2 separate regions of the Mus musculus genome follow, and region 1 is linked to region 2. The links are chromatin contacts, found by Hi-C or POLR2A ChIA-PET in ENCODE. All regions are on one chromosome and are shown on one strand. Each heading gives the region's core, a stretch centred on a gene start or an enhancer-like site at or near the end of the contact. The rest is flanking DNA. Distances are from core to core; before and after follow the strand shown.

Region 1 (6,512 bases), core at 1,199-3,698, 66 kb after region 2:
CTGGGCACGATGTCATGGACCTCGAATCCCAGTACTAGGAAGGTGAAGGTAGGAAGATCATGACTATGAGGCCAACCTAGGCTACATAGAGAGTTCCAGACTAACCTGATCTATATAGTGAAACCCTGTCTCATAGAATGAAACAACATGAAACTGGACATAGCAATTAAGAACACTTGTTGCTCTTCCAGAGGACCTGGGGTCAATGCCCAGCACTCATGGTAACTTGCAACCACCTGTAACTCCAGTTCAGAGCATCTGACACCCTCTTCTGACCTCCAACACAGGCATGCACATGGTGCACATACAGACAGACAAAACATCCATTCACATAAAATTTTTTTTTTTTTTTGGTTTTTCGAGACAGGGTTTCTCTGTATAGTCCTGGCTGTCCTGGAACTCACTCTGTAGACCAAGCTGGCCTCTAATTCAGAAATCTGCCTGCTTCTGCCTCCCGAGTGCTGGGATTAAAGGGGTGCGCCACCACCACCTGGCAAAAATAAATCTTTAAAAAATGTAAAAATAAACAAGAGCCCCAAGAGCCAGATGTAGGAAGTGGAAGCTGGCACAAGGAAGTGCCCAGCTGGGCATGGGTTAGAACTGTGACCAACAAGAATAACAAGACAGAGGCAGCTTTAGCCAACCTACTGGGACAGCAGCAGTCATGGAGGTGCCAGGCTTCATTCTGACCAGCTTGGTGACATACCAGTGTCTGTGTTTATCTGGTGGATAGGTGTCTGAGACTCCTTACCATTCTTTCTTGGCAATTTTTGATTGAATGCACTAGGATTCTCAGGCTAGCCCTTAATGCAGTGTGCTTATTACAGCTGTGGAACATGTGTGCACAGACCCAGGAGAGCATAGGGAGATACGAGCCATTGTGACAGTCTGGTGCACGACAAGATGTCAGCCTCACCTTCCATTTAAACAGTTGGTGAGAGACTTTCATAGTATGTAACTGAGTCGGGGCTCGCCTCATTTTAACTGGAAGAAGCCGCCAGAGCACTGTATAGAATCCTTCTCAACGATATGGGAATGCAAGGTGCAAAGGAATTCTTGCTGCCGACTGTGGGATGTGGATTAGCTTACAGAGTGCTTGCCTGGCATGCAAGAAGCCCTGGGTTTAATTCCCATACTAAATAAGCTGATGATAGTGGTGCATACCTATTATCCTAGCACTCAGTAGGCAGAGGCAGGAAAATGAGAAGTTCAAGATTGCCTTTGATTACATAGTAAATTCAAGGAAGTCTGGGCCACATGAGACCTTACCTTTAAAAGATATAAGTAAAACATGAGTTGGAAGCCAACCTGGACTAAATAGTGATCACCAGGTCAACTAGAGTCACGCAACAAGACCCTGTCTCAAACAGACTAACAAGAAACTAAAATGGCTGATGAGGTAGCTTAGTGGGTAAAGGTGTGTGCTGCCAAGTCTGACAACCTGAGTTTGATCCCAGAAGCCGCACAGGGAAGGAGAGACAACTCTCGACTCTGGAACGTTTTCCTTTCCTTCAGATTAATGCCATGGTGTGTCCACAAATGTATATGCAAATACGCATTAAGTGTAAATAAACAAAACCCTGAAAGCAAAACCTGATGGCACAGGATTTTAATTGCAACTACTGAGACTGAGACAAGGTAACACGTTCAAGGGCAGAGTTCCCAGCATGTAGGAGGCCCTAGATTCAATCTCCAGTACTGCCTGAGCAATAATAGATAAATGTACTGGAAGTGACTCACAGGTTAATAGCACTTTTTTTCGCTGAGGACCCAAACTCACTTCCCAGCACCTATTAACTCAGTTTCGTAATGCCCCCCCCCCCCCCAGGTTGGACCGTTAGGGAAGGGGGCGGGGCCATCTCTGCCTGGACAGGGCGGGCCTTAACAGGGGTGGGTGGGGCCTCCCACCTAGCACTGCTTCAAATTTCCTGGAGTATTAGTCATGTTTTTAACCCCAATTTTTGGGAGGCAGAGGCAGGTGGAGCTCTGTGAGTTCCAGGCCAGCTTGGTCTACGTAAAGAGTTCTAAGCCAGCCAAGTCTACCTACTAAGATTCTGACTTAAAAACAAAAACAGATGAAAAGGAGGGGTGAAAATGATGTAAATACAGTACTCACCAATGAAATTTTCAAAGTTTAAAAAAAGAGAGAAAGAACCACCACCTGGGAGCCTCAGTTTCCCCCACTAGGTGCAGGAGAGGTTGGCTGATACCCAGTCCCTCCAGCCTCCATCCAAGCATACCGAAAGGCTGCCTTGTGGGCCAACCACAGCCCAGGTCCCATCCATCATGCTCAGGCCCCGCCCACCAAGAGCCAAAGCCCAACCTCCATGGCAAGGCCCCGCCCACCATAGACACCCACCTACCACAACCCAGGCTCCTGTCATCTTGGCAGAGGCCCCACCCACCGCAGCCCAGGCTCCGCCCCGTTCAGTCAGAGACGGGCCCCGCCCCTTTCCCTAACGGTCAACGGTCGTCCAGCCTCTCAGAAGCAAGGCGAGCTGGACGGCCGCGTCGTGTCGCTGTTCTCGGGTCCCAGTGGCCATGGAGGACGCGCTGCTCGGCGCCATGACTGGCCCCGAAGACGAGCTGGGCGCCGAGCTGTTCGGGTCAGAGCGTGTGTTCGCGGACGGGCTGGCGCTGAGCCCCGCAGGCGGTGCGGCCGATCGGGATGAGTTGCCGGTTCTGGCCGACGCCTACCTGGGCGCCACCGAGCCAGGGGAGCCGCTGCTGCGTGCGCTCAGCCCCCCGCCGGGCGCTGAGGTACCGGCCGCCCTGCTCGGCGACTTCCCGGGGCTGCCCGAGCTCCGCAGCCCAGACGACGCCGCTCCGCCTCCCGCCTACAGCGTGCACGTGTTATCGTCGTTACTTCCCGGTGCTCGCGGGCCCGCGCTGTTGCCGCTAAGCGCAGGAGTGCGCGTGATCCCAGTAAGCGCCAGCAGGGGCCACCGTCGCGCCGCCTCTCCGCGTGCCTATCCTGTGGGCTGGCCCCGGGCAGCAGGCTCAGGCACCACAAGGGATACAAGGGAGGTGGCACCTCCCTGCCCAGCCTTTTCCCCTGCAGATGACTGTGCCACACTAGAAGAGCTTATAACTGTTGCCATCACAGTGTGTGTTCCTGGCCTGTTGGACTTGTGTCTCCACCCACCTCCGCCCCAGCAGGGCTAGGGATAGAACCCAGGGCCTTTTGCGTGTTCTGCAGATAGTTTTCAGCCTGGTAGTTTGGGATTGGCTGGGAGATTTTTTTTTCTTCACACCAAAGACTTCCATTATTGAGGATTTTTTCAGTTGATGATCTCCCCCTCTGTAAGATAAGGGACAGTTCTTTAAACCTATGTAGAGTTTTGATGAATTCTGCTTCTCAACCATATTGCTAAGCTATATAGCAATTCCTTGAAATTGCTATATAACTTAGGAGAACCTCTGATTCTCCTGCCTCTACATCCTGAGTGCTAGGTGTACAGGTGAGCCCCACCACACCCGGCTGATACAATGCTGGGACCACACCCTGCCTTATGCTAGTCCACTAACCCAACTAACCCACATCCCCAACACCTCACTGTTGCCAATAGAAAGGAATCAACCTTTTAAAGGAAACCAGGCACAGGTCAGCCCCCAAAGAACCCTGCTTGGGAAACTGGGCTCCTCATCCAGTCAAGTGTGTCAGGTCTAGAGTAAGCCTTCATAGAATTTTTGTTGTTTTAAATCTCTGTGGAGATGACAGGAGCCTGGCTTTGTACACCAATAAGTCACAGCTAGTAGAGCTCAGAACCCAGAAATCCTGTTCCCTGCTCAATTTACAGAGAAGGTGGGACTCTAGCCTTCCCACAGGAACCTTCTAACTCAGCCTCATTCCCAGGCAGAGGCCTCCTCCTGGTTTCCAGTGCTTCCAAATGCCAGCAGTTTGATTTACCTTAAACAGGAGCTGGCTCAGCACCTTCTGCCTCCTAGCTCTCCTCTCCCCTCTATGAGAAGAACAGGAAAGGGAATAAGCCAGTGTGGAAGAGAGGTTTAATTATTGGGTGACAAAACTTTGTGTGTGTGTGTGTGTGTGTGTGTGTGTGTGTGTGTGTGTGAGGGGGATGGTTTCGAGACAGGGTTTCTCTGAAGCACTGGCTGTCCTGGAACTCACTCTGTAGACCAGGCCGCCCTCGAACTCAGAAATCCGCCTGCCTCTGCCTCCCAAGTGCTGGGATTAAAGGTGTGCGCCACCACACCCGGCATGACAAAACTTTAAAACACTTTTTAAAGGTTTTTTTAATGTGTGAATTTGTTTACATGCCTTGTAAGCATGCAGTACTCAAGGAGGCCAGAAGAGGGTGGCAGATCCCCCAAAACAAATCACCCACCAGTTGTGAGCCACCATGTGGGTGCTGGGAACTGAACCCAGGTCCTTTTGTAGACCTTTTTGTTTTTGTGAGGCAGTCTCATGTAGCCTAGGCTGGTCCTGAACTCTGTACCTGCACATGATCTTCATGCCTGCTCCTCCTTTCCCACAAAAGGGTTAGGATCCCAGGCTCAGGCCAGCACTCCTGGCTCTTTCTGAAGGAACCCTCCTCACACATTTTCATGCAGTTAGGTTCAGTCTAGAAAAGTACTACTGCTGTAGTATAAATAGCTCTGATATTTGCTGCTGCTGCTGAAGTCAGCAATTGTGTGTTTGTGGGTAGGGGGAAATCATTTTGGTGAGACTCCAATGAACTACTGCCAGGTTCCCAAGGCAGCAAGCAAGAAAAAGTGTAAGTTTCCTGCATTTCTGTAAAATCTGAATTCTGCATAAGGCTGCTCCTCAAAACCTAACTGTACTTTCTTGTCTTCTAAGGTTTGGATCACACAAGTCTGATGTAAATTTTGTAACCACTGGGACCTTTCCACTTTTAAATCCCATTGCTTCTTAGTAAATGCAATTTTGTCTCATTTATCTATTTTATAATTGGATTTATTTATCTGTGTGTGGGTGCATGTTCCACAGTGCACATGGAGAGGTCAGAGGACAACCTACAACAGTTGACTCTCTCTACCATGTGTGTTCTTGAGTTCAAACTTGGCTCGTCAGGCTTGGTAGCAAGTGCCCTTACCTACTGAGCTATCTTGCTGGTCCTCTTTCTTTCTTTCTTTCTTCCTTTCTTTCTTTCTTTCTTTCTTTCTTTCTTTCTTTCTTTCTCTTTCTTTCTTTCTTCCCTTCCCTTCCTTCCTTCCTTCCTTCCTTCCTTCCTTCCTTCCTTCCTCTCTCTCTTTTTTTCTTTCTTTCTTTCTTTCTAAAAGATTTATTATATGTAAGTATACTGTAGCTGTCTTCAGATGCTCCAGAAGAGGGTGTCAGATCTCATTACAGATGGTTGTGAGCCACCATGTGGTTGCTGGGACTTGAACTCAGGACCTTCAGAAGAGCAGCCAGTGCTCTTAACCGCTGAGCCACCTCTCCAGCCCTATTTATTTCTTTTTGATGCAGGCTCTCAGTATGTTCCCAACTCTTGTCCTCTTCACATTCTGGACCTGATGGCGTCCTCAGAGTTCTCCATCCTGAGGCTGCTCAGATGACTAGATTGCTTTATTTCTCAAAGGAGAAAATGGTTCCTGACTGAGGGCCAGGGCAATCCTTGCTCCGCTGCTGACCCCAGACTTAGACGTCAGTCTTCCACGTGCTATCACTTCACTCCATGTCTGTATCCTCTAATGTGACCACTGCTTTTCCAGGTTGAAATCAAAGAAGCAGGTGGTAGTGTGCCAGGCGGCAGCCCTGAAGACGCAGCTTTCCAGGCCCCTCTGGCTCAGGAATCCTGTTGCAAGTTCCCATCATCCCAGGAGGCAGAGGAGGCCTCCAGCTGCCCTCGGAAGAAAGACTCCAGCCCCATGGTAACTATGTTAAAAAAAAAAAAAAAAAAAAGGCATCACTCAGCCAGTCCAAGATCCCCGCCTGCCCCTGCTGTTCACCATAAATAATGCTGTCTGCTATCTGTGTAGAGTGTTAGGAACTGAGGTGGGGACAGTCCACCCTAGAGTTTGGACTGATGGTTTCTCCAAGGCTGTGTTTCTATAGCTTCAGGGCATAGGCCCAACCTTCTGCCAGCTTTCAGGTTGCAAAGGTGTAATGGCCACCTCTAGGGACTGTTCTTGTGTGATGTCTTTTCCTTATCTCAACCCCTCAGGCAGTCTAGTCTGTTTTGGATTACAGCTGCCTCAGGGCTGTCTCAGCCCTAGGTGTGGTGTGGTGTGTGCTTCTGGAAGTGCTCTGCAGACAATCATTAGCACTTCAGCCCAGCTTGGGCTCCACAAGCAGCACAGCCGCAGAGCCTTCAGCCACTCCAGATAAGGCTGCCCCAGAAACTCTTGAAATAATGTCCTTGTGAAATCTGTCTTTTGGGTGCAAACACTACTACCCATCTGTGTCTGAGACTTATTTGGACTCACAGGTTTTGATGGCAGAGCTTCCCAGGACCTTTGAGAAGCCATAGGAAAAGGACTGTGACTCCTTCCACACTGTAGGGTGACACCTCCCATCTCTTCCTTGGCTG
Region 2 (6,227 bases), core at 270-2,769:
GACAGGGCACAGGGCCAATCCAGAGGGACGCAAAGCAGGACGCCAAGAAAAGAGGAAGTGTCCTTGGGGAGGGGACCGGTTAGGACTGGGGTTCTAGGGAGAGAAGGAAGGGCATTTAAGGTGAGTCCAACAGTCCAGGACTTAAAAGGAGCCTTAAGTAGGGGGCAGCAAGAGGTGACACTAGAGCCATCGAGGCCGATGAGGCCCGGGGGACAGCAGAAAGTGTTTCCAGATAGCACCTCTGCAGTGCCAGCCACATGTCACACTGGTCTCTGCTTCCACGCTCAGGAACAGGTGCTCAGATAAGGATGCTTAAGAAGATGGAAGGCGTTTGGGTGTGTCAGAACAATGAAGGCAAGTGAAAGACCCCGATTCTCTATGAGTCCCTTCACATAAACTAAAAATCTCAAAGTTACACCCAACAATCGCCTGTCCTTTTAAATAATAGAGGTGTAGGGGGAGATGAGATACAGCAACAGTTAACTACAGTTGGGGGCGGGATCAAGGGGAACTTTCATTTTCTCTATGGAACCCTTCCACGGCAAGGCAGAGAAAGATGGAGGCAAACAGGGCTCTTCCATGACCAGGCGTGCTTGACCTCAGAGCTGCGACTCTTCCTTCTTCAGCGCATTTATGGAGAGCTTGCTACACGCAGGGCCTGGAGCTGCAGCCTGGGAGGGCGCCCCATCTGGCGGGTAGAGTGCTTTGCCATGTCTGGCCCGACTTCTCTACACCCTGTTCACAACTCACCCTGCAACCTTCGTTCCCCGTGTGCTGCCAGCGATCCCCCTCCAGAAGCCACTCTGTCCGAGGTTCCAATCACTCCCCTATTGACACCTATTCGTTCTCAGCGTTCAAAGAGTACTTCGATTCCGTTGCTTTTGGGCGCAGAGACTTGAATCCAGGACCTTACACAGGCAAGGAATGCACGGCATTGTGAGCTACCCACACACCCTAATTGTTCCGCAGATGAGGGTTCCCCCGCCCCCTGACGATTTTATCCCAGGGAGACTATGAGTGTGTTGGCCTCTGGCGCCAACCTGCCCCCGGATGTCAAACATCTGTTCTCAAACTTGGAACCTGAGCTTACTTCTTCATTCTCTGATGTTAGACAAGCCGTTCTTCCCAACACCACCCCAAGCGTCCCACTCCCCTTTTTTAAAAAAAAAAATAATCAACCAAACAACCAAACAAACCAAAAGTCTGGAGCAAAATCAGCATAACTCCCGCAGGGTTGCAGAGAAGTTTACGGGCGGATTAGTGTAAACCGCGAGTGTAAGCCAAGTATGGTGCAAAGAGCTGTTTTGGACATGGCTTTAATGAGTTGGTCCCTTTTGTATATGAAGAAACTGAGGCTCTCAGGGTAAGGAATGTTGTCCTAGGTCTGCCGTTGGCAAGCTCGGGACTTAGCCTCAGTTTCCTTACTGACCTCCTCCCCGCAGCCCCGCCCCGTCCAGGCCCCGCCCCGTCCTGCCCGCGCTGCAGCCCAGCTGGGCTCAGCCAATCACCCGCGGCGCGCGTCGGTGAGCCTGGCCTCGCCCGCCCCGGCCCGGACTCCGCTCGCTCATTCCGCCGCCGCCGTCTGCAGACTCGGTAAGACACCGCGAGGGCAGCGCTGCGGCACCGCCCTGGGCTGGGCGCGCGGGTGTCATTCTTAAGAGTGTGGAGGGAGACCCAGACTGTGCCCGTAGGGTACGCGTGAGCCGCGCATTGGAGAAGCAGAGGGCACTCCCTCCCCCGCGCAGTGACGGATCTGGGGGATCCCGGGACGGGAGGAAAGATGCTTGGTCCCCAGACTGGGCAAAATGCCTCCACTCGGGACGCGTGGGACCTCGGCTCGTGGTGTCCCGCCCCACGGTGGATTCACTCACCGCGTGGGTTTGGGGTCTTCATTGCTCTGTGAAAGATGCTTATGATTAGGCGTGACTCCTTGGTCCCTGACCAGTAGGAGTGTCAACTCCCTTTCTGACCCCTGCTCACTCCCCACTCCGCGGGTGGCTTGGGGCCAGTGTGGACGCCGAGCGTTCTCCAGGCTCTTTCCACCCGCTACTCTGCAGGTGGATTGGTTCTCGGGGTCCGTGAGGGTCGGGCTCGGCAGTAGGAAGGATGCTCGCACAGGGGACTTGGCAGGTGGCCGGTGCCCTCTCTTCGTGCGGGTCCCTGCAGTATAGCCTTCGGGACACACCCTTGGCGCAGAGACTTAAGTGTTTTGCACCCCTCACCGCGGTTTTGCCCGGGGTTCAAGGGCAGGTGGGTGTCAGAGACTGCCCAAGGTCGCGCCGGGACCAGAGCCCGGGAGGGTGGGGGCGTCACGTGACCTGGCCTGAGCGAACTTGGCCTGGGACAGCCGGACAGCACGGTCTGGGCAACCAGGCTGTGCGGTAACAGCGGGTACCCTTCGTTTTTCTTCATCTTATTGTGAATCGGGTCTGGTTTTCGTTGATGTCACAGAACACAGATGAACGCTCAAGTTTTTAAGGAGTTAAAAAGTTCCTAGTGTGAACCAGGCTACATACAATCAAGCTCAGTACTCTCAGCTCTGGGCCGACTCTCGTTCCGTGCATTTAAATAGTTGTCCAAAAACAGATTTTAGTCGGAAACTGCTAACTTTGGAAGTTCGCAAATAAAATGAAAGTGAGTTTAGAAGCCTTTCGGAACGCGTATTTAGTTACAGCATTTTGTTGCACAGGCGTCTGGTTTCTGGTCATTCCTGATATTCAAGCGTGTTTATCACTGTCAAAACCACAAGCCAAATGACTAAAACACAGCTTTGGCCTTTTATTTGTGCCAGCAAGCATACATCACCACCACCCCCTTCCTAGTCGGTCGACTCAGGACTCAGTGAGGACCTAAAGCAGAGGACTGTGGTGTGGGGAGGACAGTGCTTGCTCCGGGGCAGTGCAGAGTAGTAGGTAGGTCTGGGCAGCGTCCGCATTCAGAGTCCTGGGCTAGACTGGTTTTGCTGCAGCACCCGGAGCTCTTTTGTCATGTAAATTATTGCTTTTCTTAACTAAAGCCTCGCTAGACTTAACCTTACACTTGAATTTTCTCTTTTATCTATTTATTTACTTTTAAAAAATGAGATAGGATCTCATGTAACACAGGCTGCCCTCCAGCCTGCTCTGTACCCAAGGTTGGTTTTGAACCCCCGATCTCCTTCCTGCACCCACCCATAAGTGCGGTGATTATAGGCGAGCACCACCACGCCCGGCTTTGAACTCCTTAACCGTCTTTGGAATCAAGCTCCGGTTAGGTTTTGTATCAAAAGTGGCCGAAGCGGCTTCCTGCACAAGACAAAACCTTTCGAGTTTGAGCTAGAAAGCCACCTGACTGCAGATGAGGGGTGGAACGCCTCCCTTCCGCCGCCGCTGCGCTTGGCCCTGACCCAGTGGTCACGAAACCGGCAGGCCTGATTCTCTCGGGAGTTTGGGGCGCTGGCCGGGGTTTAGCCAACCCTGATTCCTCTTGCCCATTTTGCCCATTCATAAAAGCGCTGCAATTTTTACTTTATTTTCCCCTTGGGTTTCGCAGCGAAACCCTTCGAGGCACGGTGCCGGCTGGCTGTTTTGTTGTATGCGACAGCTGTCCTCGGACAAAGCGGATCGGTGACTCCGGGATGGCAGCGGCGACGCGTCGCTCCGGAAGGCCTGCGTGGGCTCGGCCGGTGGAACAGGATCCGAGCGCCCCGGACGCGCCAGCACGGGGGCGGGGCACCCGTAACCTTTCCCCTACTTTTCTCAGCCGTCACGTGACCCGGCTGGGTAGGGGAAGGGGCGGGGCGGGAAGCCGCTGTTGTTAGTGCCCTTCCCTTCCCCAGCGCCTTGAACTTGCAGTCTGGATCTGCAGGCGGCTAGAGCCACGCGACTTTCCTGTACTTTGACCGTTTGAAGGTTTTTTTTTTTTTTTGGTTAGAAAATATGTTTAGTCACTCTTCAGTCACTCTTCATAGATATTTACCGGTAGGCCCGAGTCTTAAAGCTGGTGGAAGTCTGCATTTGAACTAGTTTAGAATAAAATGGTAGTCCAAGGTGGATAATTTTAAAGTGTGTTTAGCAGACTGGACAGTCCCCTGAAGGAGGGAGAGTCGCTCGAATCTGGGAGTTAAGGGACAGCCTGGGAATAGGCAAAGATCCATCCTCAGCTCGGGAAAGAAGAAAAAGGGAGGTGGGGTTTTAAGCCGGTGGCGGTGGCGCGCCTAGTAGGCTTAAAAAGGATTACTGCACACTTGAATTAATGCCAATTTAAGCTCTTAGTGCAAGAATTTTTGTTGTTTGGAAAATAAGCCTGCTGCCAAGCCTGACTACCCTAACTCGAAGGGTGAAAATGATCCCGACTTCTGCACACCGTGCTATAGTGTGCACTCAACCGCCACCATAAATAAATAAGATACATGGTTTTGTTTTAAGTAAAAAGCAATACAAGCATATTGTGCAAAATTAGAAAGGCAAAAATGGGGTGCGATGCAGTCACCTACTTACTCAGTAGTTACTGCAAAGGCCACCACTGTGAGCAGTTCATTCAGGACTGTGATGGTGTGTACCTGTACCATCTAGCTCTTCGGAGGTGGACAGAGGAGAGCCGGACTTAAGGCCAGCTACCACCATCCGTGAGTTGGAGTCCTGTGTGGGATACACAAGAACTTGTCTCTAAACCAAACCTAGACTGCAAAGTTTGTTTATTTTTTTAATCTCTTACCTAACACAAGGAGTGAGTTCTCCTTGTTGATTTCAAATATCTGTTGCCTTTTGTACTCTTCACCTTGAACCCCGTGCAAATATTGAGGCGGACATTGGGTCCCCACAGGCCCTGGGCTAAGGCCAGCTTTGCTCTGTTGAGGTAACGTGGCAGCCTGGTTCTGAGAAGTGCCCACCCTTTGCCCTTTTTGTGCGAGTTGTTCTGACCTTCAGGAATGTTTTTCGGAAGTTAATAGCAGCAGGCACACTGCCCGTTTCGCGCCCCGACACCTGGGTAACTGCCACTTTAGAAGGTTGGGAAATAGGATGGCTACTGACCTTGCCTCTGAGGAGTGTTGCACACCGACCATTTAGGTAGAAATGTAAGAGAAGCTTGGTGTGGTACAAAACACTTATAATCCTAGGGTTTGGGGGATGGTGCTGAGGCAGGATTCCGTGACTCCATAGTGAGACCTTGACTCAAAAAACAAAATTAACCAAACCAAACCCAGCAAAGACCGGATTAGGCTGGGTTGTCCATGCCTATAATCCCAGTCCTTAGTAGGTGGAGACAAAATTAGTAGTTCAAGATCAGCATCAGTGATGTACCTGGTTTAGGGCTAGCATGGACTACATAAGACCTGTCTCAAAAACAAGACAAAATACTGTATGCACTGGTATTAATGCACTGGTGATATATATTGGAGTTATGCACTGGTGCTGTGCACTGGTGTGAATGCACTGGTGCTGTGCACTGGTGCTGTGCACTGGTGTGAATGCACTGGTGCTGTGCACTGGTGTGAATGCACTGGTGCGAATGCACTGGTGCTGTGCACTGGAGTTGTGCACTGGTGTGAATGCACTGGTGCTGTGCACTGGTGCTGTGCACTGGTGTGAATGCACTGGTGCTGTGCACTGGAGTTGTGCACTGGTGTGAATGCACTGGTGCTGTGCACTGGTGCTGTGCACTGGTGTAAATGCACTGGTGCTGTGCACTGGTGTGAATGCACTGGTGTGAATGCACTGGTGCTGTGCACTGGTGCTGTGCACTGGTGTAAATGTACTGGTGCTGTGCACTGGTGCTGTGCACTGGTGTAAATGCACTGGTGCTGTGCACTGGTGCTGTGCACTGGTGTGAATGCACTGGTGCTGTGCACTGGTGTGAATGCACTGGTGTGAATGCACTGGTGCTGTGCACTGGTGCTGTGCACTGGTGTGAATGCACTGGTGTGAATGCACTGGTGCTGTGCACTGGTGTGAATGCACTGGTGCTGTGCACTGGTGCTGTGCACTGGTGTGAATGCACTGGTGCTGTGCACTGGTGTGAATGCACTGGTGTGAATGCACTGGTGCTGTGCACTGGTGCTGTGCACTGGTGTGAATGCACTGGTGTGAATGCACTGGTGCTGTGCACTGGTGTGAATGCACTGGTGCTGTGCACTGGAGTTGTGCACTGGCTGTGGCACTTAGGAAAACAAAGGTCATCTATACTCTTTCTGTCTCCTCCTCCTCCATGTGTGGTCCAAGGAGCTGAGTCTCACTTCTGTTTCTTAA

What was found. Hi-C counts contacts between places; a loop is a spot of excess contacts on that map. ChIA-PET counts read pairs that join two places held with the same protein, here RNA polymerase II (POLR2A).
Region 1: a loop to region 2 is called in a map of v-Abl transformed pro-B cells, with 3 times the contacts of the local background. The contact joins the promoter of Tesmin here to the promoter of Cpt1a in region 2. A Hi-C loop is called at or near these places in 3 of 37 maps with a recorded cell type or tissue (T-helper 2 cell, adrenal gland and v-Abl transformed pro-B cells). POLR2A ChIA-PET finds 5 or more read pairs at or near these places in 3 of 5 experiments (Patski and embryonic stem cell).

What each region holds. Positions count from the first base shown.
Region 1 is chr19:3,386,409-3,392,920 of GRCm38, forward strand. It overlaps Tesmin (testis expressed metallothionein like), which reads left to right and starts at 2,449. Exons shown (of 9, transcript NM_001039657.2): 1 at 2,449-2,925; 2 at 5,695-5,853. The coding sequence starts at 2,542.
Region 2 is chr19:3,321,782-3,328,008 of GRCm38, forward strand. Cpt1a (carnitine palmitoyltransferase 1a, liver) reads left to right here and starts at 1,520. Exons shown (of 19, transcript NM_013495.2): 1 at 1,520-1,593.